2 separate regions of the Homo sapiens genome follow, and region 1 is linked to region 2. Evidence: chromatin loops called from intact Hi-C (ENCODE). Cell type or tissue: Calu3. All regions are shown on one strand. Each heading gives the region's core, and the rest is flanking DNA. Links, peaks and the distances in the headings are about the cores only.

Region 1 (5,221 bases), core at 1,730-4,229, 150 kb before region 2:
TGAGACCACAAACAAATTTTAAATAATTAGTCAGGCACGGTAGTGTGTGCCTGTAGTCCGAGCTACTCAGGAGGCTGAGGCAGAAGAATTGCTTGAACCCAGGAGTTCAGGTTTACAAATAGTGTAGTGATTATGCCATTACGCTCCAGCCTGGGTGGCAGAGCAAGACTCTGTCTCAAAAGAAAAAAATAAAAACAAAAACAAAAAGCAAGAAAGGAAAGAAGAAAGAAAAGAAGAAACTGCAAGGAGAGAAGAAAATTCTAAAGTTGGTTCAGGCGATCTAATATAAAAAGAAGAGAATTCTAGAAAGAGAAAAGATAAACAAAATTGAATAAGTACAATTGTTGGAGAAATATTTCAAGAAAAGACCCACCATATTGTTTGCAAAAAAGAATAAAGAGTGAACCACACTGAGACACATAAATACGAAAGTTCTGAACCTTGAATACAAAAAGAAGATCCTAAGCACTTCAAGAGGAAATAGGAGGTCACATGCACAAGGTAAGAAGTCAAAAGTGCTTCAGAAATCTCTAAACAAAACAAAAACAAGTAAAAATGAAAACACTAGAAACTAGAAAACAAGAGTACATTGCTTTCAAAGTTTTGAGAAAAATGATTTATGATCTAGAAGTTCCTTTCAGCCAGGTTATCAAATTTCAAACAAAAACAAAAACACTCAAGCACGTTTTCTTTGGAAGTTCCTAAACAATTTATTCCCCAAATGAAAGCATAAGTCAAAAAAGTGTAAGACACAGAATCCAGGTGCTCTAGCAAGGGAAAATCTGTAGAACGTTTGCAGAATGACAGTTGTGCCACAGGCCCATTCAAATTAGAGTAGGGCAACAGGAGAGAAGAGAACAAAGCTGAGGAGAGGACAGGATGGGAGGGGAAGGGAGAGGAGGGGAGGGGAGTGGAAGGGAGGGGAGGGGCAGCGAAGGGAAAGGGAGAGGGAAGGAGAGGAGAGAAGGAAAGGCGGGAGGGAGGGAGGAAGGAAGGAAGGGAGGAGTGAAGGAGAAAAAATAAAGAGAAAGGAAAGAAAAGGAAAGGAAAGGAGGAAGGAAGGAAGAAAGGAAGGAGAGAGAGAAAGAAAGAAAAAGAAAGAAAGAAAGAAAGAAAGAAAGAAAGAAAGAAAGAAAGAAAGAAAGAAAGGAAGGAAGGAAGGAAGGAAGGAAGGAAGGAAGGAAAAGAAAAAAGAAATCAAGGAAGAAATGAAAGCAGGAAGGAAGGAAGAGAGGGAGGGAGGGAGGGAAGAAAGAAAGAAGGAAGGAAGGGAAAAAAGAGGAAGGAAGGAACTGATGTGTTTGAATATATAGAGAGAAGATTTTCAAATGTTTGAGAATTTAGAAAGAAATTACTAATAGGTAGATAGAAACCTAAGCAAAGGTTAAAAAGAGGTAATTATTAACTCCAGGAAAGCAAGAAATAAAATACTCTTTTCTACATAACATAGTGTAAATCCAGATTTTCTCAAGTCATAAAAAGTCCCATCTGCAGATAATATATATACGATCAAATGGGTCCACACACTGAATATTGATCAAGCCATATTTGATGTAACTTTATTGATTGTATTAGAGAATATGTGCCTGTGTGTTTGGAAAGAGGGCTGAAAGATGCTTCACGAGTCTTCATTTTGCACAGTAGAAAAGAAACAGATATTCCATAAAATTCACTAAATGTAAAATTTGCCCACAAGCATCCTACATAGAAATAAGAAAGTATGTAATCTAGAAAAGTTTTAAAAATGATAAAAATTACCTCCTCTGAGGAATGGGAGTTTGTATGACTCGCAAAGTACAGTAAAAGGACTACTTATTTTGGCTATGAGCCTTGCAGAACTATTTGATCAGTGATACTCCATGCAAGTATTTCTTTGATAAAAACAAAACCAAATTTAAAGAACTCGCCAATTCTTTCGACATGAATCCTAAAAATGGCATTTATTAAATATAGCTCCGTTGCCTAAATTCATCATCTTTTTGTACTAGCCAACCTTTTATATAAGGTTGAAATGCTTCAATGGCCTTACGGAAGTCTTAGAGACACCTGAACAAGACACAGCTACAAGACAGCCTTTTTAATACACAATTTTCAGCAAAATGACAAATACACAACAACCTGTTTAATATGGTCCCACATGTGAGAGAAAAAAACTGATATATTACACACACAAACACGTGCTTGCTTGCATGCACACACACGTTTGTATATTCATAGAAACATTTTAGAAGTATCAGCAAGAACTTCTAAGCCTGATAAATTTCTGCACGTTAGATTTAGATCCTAGGGCTCAGGGAGACATACTATTACATAACTTCAGTAAAGTTTGGATTTGTTGTTTACTGTATGCATATTTTAGCTTTTTAATCTAAACAAGTCTCTACTTTTAAAAAATAAGGTTATAGAAAGTTGGAGAGAAAAAATAATGTAATGTACATAAGATATATGATCACTTCTATTTTTGTCTATTTATCTATTGAATACATTTCAGTACAATTGTCCTCTATTACAGATTATTTTTGAAGAATACGCTTGTGACTAATGTACAAAATAGCAAATTTGAAAGAAAAAAATTAAATTCATCAATATGGGTGTATTTTTTCTTTCTCTCCCTTCTTAATTCCATGAAAACATGTTTGGCATATTTGTTTATAATATTGTAATCTAACTTAATATTCACTATTTCAAACTCCATGTTTCTGTGGATTCTATCTTATAGGGTCTATGTGTTGTTCTATTATGTTGATGCACAGTGTCTCTTGTAACCATTTCCCTACTGCAATTTGACTTTTTCATACTAATGTGCTCAATTTTTTTTAGCCTTGCATAGTTTGAGTTCTGTTTTCTGTCAGCTTACCAGTAGGTGGTGCTGAGTAGTAGCTATAAATAATCCGGTTTTAGAATACGTGCTCCACTAAAATCCTTCCTCTAGAGTGACAGCACTGAGCCAAATCAGGAAGTGGTTTAAACTGGTTTTCCAGTAGTGGGATGGGTTTCCTCTATTTCATTCATATTATCTCGTATTCTTCCTCTTCGGAGTAATTCCGAACATGGTTTCAAGATGACTGCCTGCAAACAGGGTTACTGTCTGTGGTTCTGACAAAGAGAAGATGCAATGCTCCAGAAGGTGTCTTACTTCCTGACAAAGCACCTGCCACAGGTTTAACCACAATCTTCTGCTGCAATCAATCACTGCAAACTTTCAACTGTCATGCACTAAGCTTTGTGATATGCCCTGTCCTGAGTCTTTCCCATGGACCATTCCAAAATACTTCTCACAACACAATCAGATCCATCTTATTACCCAACTGTATAGATGAGGAAACCAAGACTTAGGCAGTGAAGTGATCCTTTCTACTTCCTGCAACAAATATACTTAATGGAAGCAGTCTGCACTTGGAGCCAGAGAGACATAGGTTGGGTTCTGACTCCTTCATCAACTAATTGTTTATCTCCAGCAAGGAGTTTAACATCACCAAACATCTGTTTACTGATTTGTAAAATAGGAATATTAATGTGTGACCCTCAAAGCTGTCTTGATATTAATTGAGAATACATATGAATGGTCTTTAACACAGTGAGTCATAGGCCCACTACTAAAACATTGCAAATGCAAAGGAAAAACCACAACAAAAACTAATTTCTTCTTCTCTTCCCTTCCTGACTCAAGTGCTTTCTCAACTCCCATACCTGTCTCCTCCCTTCTAACTTAAGAACCAGAGATTTTTCCCCCTCTACTATCCTCAAATTTTCTGTTCCTTTAATTTGCAGTAGAGCATACCACTTCTCACTTTGCATTAATTGCCACTTTCCAGGAGAAAGAAGAGGCAATAATTTAAATCACAATTTCCTGATGCTAAACAAGTGTACCATGTTCTCCCAGAACTAGCACTTGGGGGAAGCAATGTGTCCTGGATGTAGCCCAACCCTGTCAATCTAGGCTGATGTTCTATCTCTATTAGTGATTAAAACCACCTTTGCAGATTATGACAGTGAGGAGAATCTAGCATGGCTGACTTCATCTTGCATCTAGCCTCATAGGCTGGCTATCCTGATGCATTCCTGGTATGGGCCAAGCCCATGGAGGAACTTATTTTGTGGTTTACTTTTGAAGCATGAATGACAGCACTGCTTCCATAAAACTAACATTCTTTTTTCTCAGGGACTGAAAATTTATGAAAGGCCATGAGATTAGGATTATGGGAGGAATTGGAACTCTGCTAAAATGGAGGCATAATTTCTTTAATCCCTTACTGCTTAGGAGTCACGTGACCAGGGGTCACAAGATTTATGACTTCGCCAATTGCTCCTATAGATATCATCACTATTGTAGAACCTAAGATTGGTCTTTTGATAAGTTTTTCATGCTTTTTTGCATTCTGGCAACTGACCAATCCCACCTGAATCCATGACTCATGACTGAACTGGTCCTGTGGCCCCCACCCAGAGGCAGACTTAGTGCATGAGAACCTCTATGATTTTATCCCCAACCAATCAGCAGTACCCATTCTCTAGCCCCTGCCCACCAAATTATCCATTAAAACTCTATCTTCAGACTTCTTGGAGAGACTGATTTGAATAATAACTCCCCCATCTTCTCTGTGGTTAGCCTAGTGTTAATCAAACTCTTTCTTTACTGCAAGACCATGGTCTCAGTAAATTGGTTTTGTCTGCGCAGTGGGCAGGAAAAACCTGTCAGACAACTACACTATTTCAAAGTAAATAGTCACTGTATTAGTCTATTCTCACACTGCTAATAAAGACATACCCAAGAGTGGGTAGTTTATAAAGGAAAAAGGTTTAATTGACTCACAGTTCAGCATGACTGGGGAGGCCTCAGGAAACTTACAGTCATGGTGGAAGGTAAAGCAAACACTTCCTTCTTCACATGGCCATAGCAAGAACTGCCAAGCACAAGAGGGAAAAGCTCCTTATAAAACCATCAGATCTCATGAGAACTCACTCACTATTAGGAAAACAACATGAGGGGAACCACCACTGTGATTAAATTACCTCTCATCAGGTCTTTCCCACGACACATGGGGATTATGGAAATGACAATTCAAGATGAGATTTGGGTAGGGATGCAGCCAAACTATATCAGTCACCTTTTTCCTTTTGCTTTTTTGTTTTTGTAGGTAGAAAAGGGGTAATGCTCACAGCTGTTTCTTTTTACAGTAATTGCTCCTATGTGATATAAATATTACATATATTATATATA
Region 2 (5,221 bases), core at 1,046-3,545:
CACAGATATAACAAATTGGGGGAAGCGATTAAGCTTGTGTCCTGCCTTATTGACCAATCATTTCATGTTGTCTTCTCAGAATGTAATTGGCTTTTTAAACAGCAATACTTGATGTCAGACAACAATGAAGCCATAGTTAAAAATTGCCAACCAAATTAAAAGGAGAAAATGAAAATCTTTTGATATATTCAAAGCTGAGAAAAATTAATCCAATGTGCCCTTTTAAATATTTTTTCTTTTATCCCATTATCCCTTGAAAAGTTACCAAAAAACTTTCTTTGAAGGATGTACCAACATCAAGGAGAGAGGATGTTATGAGATTCCAACCCTAGAAAGCGTCAAAAGAAATTCCTAGGTATCAGATGAGCTACTACAGGTTCTAACCTGCAGTTCATATACACCGTTCCTCCAAGACCCCGGGAAAGAGTCATCTCACTCTTGGACACAAGAAGGACAAAAGTAAAACTTGAATAAACTGTCTGCTACCTGTAAATATCTAACATGCTTCATAAAGACCATTATTTGTTTATTTTAATGTAAAAGTAAAAGCAAATACCAGAAGAGAAAAATGCCCAGACACAGTGGCTCACACCTATATGTTGAAGGCCAAAAGAGTAAGGGTCGTGATCAACCCAGTATACCACTGGAGGCTGTATGAGTAAACAGCAAACTGTTCTCATAAATGCAGAATGTTGGCAGACGGACAAACTGCCTCTGCCACCCAGAAGGAATGCTGAGGGCAGTCACGACCCAGGCACAAGTGTTTCTTTTGATTAGGCACATCTGAAGCCTGTTAGCAATAATGTGAACCTGTGATCAGTCGAGCAGCTGACCAATCATTACCTCCTCCTCCCTGCTCTTTCTACCCAATAAATACAAAGGGCTGTGGAAGCTCAAGGTTGCTGCCTTTGCTTACTGGAAGCAGAGAGCCCTCTTCTTCCTCCCCTAGCCCCTTCCTTTAAAATAGTTACTTTTGTCTTAAGTTTTTATTTCTACATTCGTCCTCCTTCCTTCAGTCTCGTAATGACTGTCTCAAGCAGTATCAGTAGTAACTGTTGTAATGATAGTCTCAAGTAGTAACCATGGCAGTCAGCCACACCTGTAATTCCAGTTTTGGGGAGGCCAAGGTGGAAGGATCACTTGAAGCCAAGAGTTTAAGACAAGTCAGGACAACATAAGGAGACTCCATTTCTACAGAGAAAAAAAAAATTAAATTAGTGGTGCATGGTGGCCTGTGCCTGTGGTCCTAGCTACTTGAAAGACTGAGGTGGAAGAATCACTTGTTCAAGGCCAGAAGTTCAAGGTTAAAGTGAGCTATGATCGCACCACTGCACTCCAGCCTGGGCAACAAAGTGAGACACTATCTCAAAAAAAAAAAAAAAAAAAAAAAAAAAAAGAAAGAGAGAGTGATAAATGGTCAAAATGGTCAAAGGGCATAAATTAGGCTCACAAAATAGGATATCTGAATGTTTATTAAATATAAAATGTTAAAATTTGATTATGAAAGAAATACACATTTTAAAAAACAATGAGATGCCATTGGGGGCCTATTACTTTCAGAGATTAAAAAGATTGAAAAGAGCTCTGTGCAGGTAACAAGATATGGGCCTTCTCAAGTATTGTTGCTAAGTGTGCAAATTGTTTTAATAATCCTGGTGGGTAATTATTAACTTTAACAAGGTGCCAAACCCTTGAGCCAGTATTAGTCTCAGAAATATCCATGACAATTTTGTTTGCACTAGTAAGAAATTGAAAATAGCCTAAACAGCAAAAGGAGAGTTGAATAAATAAATTTCACTGTGGAATTAGAAAATGAAATACTATGTTGTTAATAACGAAGGTGTTGTAGAAAACTAACATCATGGTAACATTGGTACTATATTTTCAAGAGAGATAAAGCAGATTGTTAGGTAATGAGTAGTTTGTGAACCAATAATGCAAAGAGATTCTATTTTGCCTCCCCAACCCCACAGCTCAGGTTTTTCTTCTCCTTTGGGCAACTGCTTAAATTCAGAGGCAGCTACCAAAAGGAAACGTCTCTCTACCCCCTACTGTTTCTTCTGTGCAAAAGAATGTAAAATATGAGGCTTCTCTTTCGCATGTAGGCCTGAGAAGTTTTGACAAGAATGTGTATGCAGGGAGAAATGACTGGTGAAAGAATTTAGAAAGAATGTATGGGGACAAAAAGGAATCACATGAGCTGATTTAAATTCTTCTTGTGACAAGGGGTGTGTGCAAACATGAAGGAACTAGGGTTTTGTTTGTAAATGTTTATCGGTTTGGGAGAGGCAAAGATCACAGACTGTGATATTCTTGGGATAAACAGCTCAATATGTTGGTCCCAAGCGACACCATGTGGAATTGAGAAGAGGGCCATTCTCATCTAAACACCCATCGGAGCCCAGGTTTGGCGTTCTGAAGATCAGGGACTTCCATTTGTTTATAAGCTCATTTGATTGACAAGTATTTATTGAGCAACTACTTTATGATAGTCCCTGTTTTTGCTGTTGGTAATGTAAAAATGAAAAAGACACGTTTTTCTGTTCTTAAGGCAGTTACCGAGTTAAAAAAAAATAGTATGTAATCATCTTATATGGTACATGTATATTTATATAAAAATATGTTATAATGATAGTATATCTTAAATATCATAGTATGTTATACTATAAGAAAGAGTATAATACATTCAGTAATGAAAAATGCTGTAAAGAAAAATAAATCCAAGAGGGAATGGTGTGGTAGTGAAAGAACGCATCTAGCTGGGGTCGTCTACCTAATACAGAGAAATGTTAACTGAGATTTGAAGGAAGAGATAGCGTGAACCCTGCTCATACCTGGAGGAAAGCACGCTTGAGGGGAGAGCACTTGGCAGCTGGAGGAAATGCAGAAAGGCCTGGTGCTAGGGAGCACAATGTGGCTAGGGGAGAGCAGCACCAGACCAGTCAGTGGCCTGGTCCCAGGCGGAGGCATGGCTGGAAGGCCCTTCTATTCCCAGTAAAAGAACTAGGACATGATATCACTTAGGTTAAAAAATAAAATACAGTTATTCTGGCTGATTGGTGGTGAATAGAAGCAGGGAGACTGGCTAAGCTGCTATTGTTACAGTCCCAAGGTGGTAGTATATTGCACTAAAGCAATCAGAATTGACTTATAGGTTGCATTTGTGTCATGAAAGAGAGATGTCAATGATGACAGCATAGGTATTGACCTGGACCATCAGAAGAACAAAACATTGAGAGAACACCCATGACCTAGTCACAGGCATTTCATGAACAACTGTATCCCCATAGTGACTCTGAAACTCCCTAAATTGGACTTCAGACTCCAAGACATCCAATCAGAACCTAAGTAAAAGAAAAAAAATATGGCAGATGCATAATGATGATTTTTGATGATAGACTGATTTGTGAACTGTCATGAGGAACCTCCTTGAGGCTTTTAAAAACTGAGTTTTTGGAAGAGGGTGCTAAGTTCCAGCAATCTAGTACATAGACGGATAAATGGATTGATAGCTGAAAGGGAGAAAGATTATATAGAAAGAGGCAGAGAGAAATTGTGTGTGTGCATGAGTGGAGTCTCAAGAGAATATCAAAGTAAATATTTAATACAAGTCCCCATACACCTACTATGTACCCCAAAATTAAAAATTTTAAAAATTTTAGAAATAAATATAATTTTAAATTGAGGACTACCAAAAAAAGTGATGGTATCTGGTGTCTGAAAAATAGTAATTAGTTGGGATTCCTAAACTAAATGCCATTCTTGGTCATCAATCAAAAGATAAGGAGAATGAAAATTTGAAGGAAAGGAGAGGGATGTTCTCTACAGAAACACTTAAAAATGGAATTACCTATGGGTAAAAGCTTTATGATTATAGGAAACCATATTTCTTCACTAGTTGTAAGTTAGAGTTTTAAACAGCACAACACTATTTAAGACCATGCGTGTTTACTTTTTCTCTCTTTGGAGGAAATTGCAACAAAACAAAATATTCCTTCTTCATAAACTCTGAGATTTTGTGATATTTTACAGAAGGCTATGAGAATTGGTTGAGTGAAAATATACTATTCAGAGATTTTAAAGTCTCAAAAATGATTGTTCCTTTGGGAAAAGTACCTCCTAAATGAACCACCACTTAAGTGAAAACAGAAAATGCCATTGTTAACATTCTAACAGACTCACTCCTCTAGACATGTGCTCAAGTGTTGTTCGCACATACTCAGCAAGCTCTCTGTGGCCATGTACCTGCCTTGTTTCCTCCCTTGGCATGTGCTTGAGCTATAAAGTCATCATTTAAAATTAAAAACCCTGGGTATGATGCGCATAATAGCTTCTTTGTTTCTAGGCTTACCAGGTGAGTGAAAGTAGAACTTCTAAGAGTAAAACCAAAGCATAATATTGATTACTTCGTATGCAAACTTTTTTTAATTTTAAGCAAAATCTACATGGATTGTCAGGGAAAGTATTACAGACTTTGATGACCTATGGGTAGAAGATCAATCAGAGACAAGGATATTTAAATGACAGCAAACCAATAGTGGGTAGGTTTTTTTGTTTTCTCAGTGAGGAGTAATGGAGACAGGAGCAAAGATAAAAGAAAAAAGAAGACAATGTCTTAAATTTTAAAATGAGACCTTGGACTTGCAGTCACACGATACTATTTCCCTTTGTTCCAGATATTTATTGCTGCATAACCACCACCCCAAAATTTAGTGGGATTAAAACATAACCAACAAGCAGTTGGTTACCTTTGCCATTTTGTAGGTCTGGAATTTGAATAAGGCACAGTAGAATAGCTAATCTTTTCTCCATAATATCTGAGTTCTCAACTAAGGTGGCTTGAATAGGTTAAGATGGCTGGGACAGCTTTATTGGGTGGTATGTTTGGAGTCTTTGTTCCAGTCTGTTGTGCGGGTTCATCAATTTTCCACTTTGTGTCTGCTAATACTGCAGTGTCTAAGATGACTTTGTTTCTCGTTCTTGTGTGTGTTTGTTGTTTTTCTTGAGACAGGGTCTCACTCTGTCACCCAGGCTGGAGCACAGTGGGACAATCGCGGCTCACTGCAGCCTCCACCTTCTGGGCTCAGGTGATCCTTGCACCTCAGCCTCCCAAGTAGATGGGACCACAGGCAAGCACCACCACATCTGGCTAATTTTTTGTAGAGACAGGGTCTCCTTATGTTGCCTAGGCTGGTCTTGAACTCATGGGCTCAAACAGTCC

The links. A loop is a pair of places that touch in the nucleus more often than their neighbours do. Peaks named below come from ENCODE experiments on the same cell type or tissue, not always from the same donor. Only the 100,000 strongest peaks of a DNase experiment are listed, where the experiment ranks them.
Region 1: a loop joins it to region 2, with 12 times the contacts of the local background. A loop is called at or near these places in 5 of 110 quality-filtered maps.

The regions. Positions count from the first base shown.
Region 1 is chr2:57,546,850-57,552,070 of GRCh38, forward strand. No RefSeq gene overlaps it. Among named protein-coding and RNA genes, the nearest start is that of VRK2, 500 kb to the right of the region's middle. In Calu3, for the core only: CTCF peaks have their summits at 2,958 and 3,181; no DNase peak of the experiment used is centred there.
Region 2 is chr2:57,699,387-57,704,607 of GRCh38, forward strand. LOC101927235 (a long non-coding RNA gene) reads left to right here and starts at 1,836. Exons shown (of 3, transcript XR_940113.3): 1 at 1,836-2,228. RefSeq lists enhancers at 2,406-2,907, 2,908-3,407. In Calu3, for the core only: no CTCF peak of the experiment used is centred there; no DNase peak of the experiment used is centred there.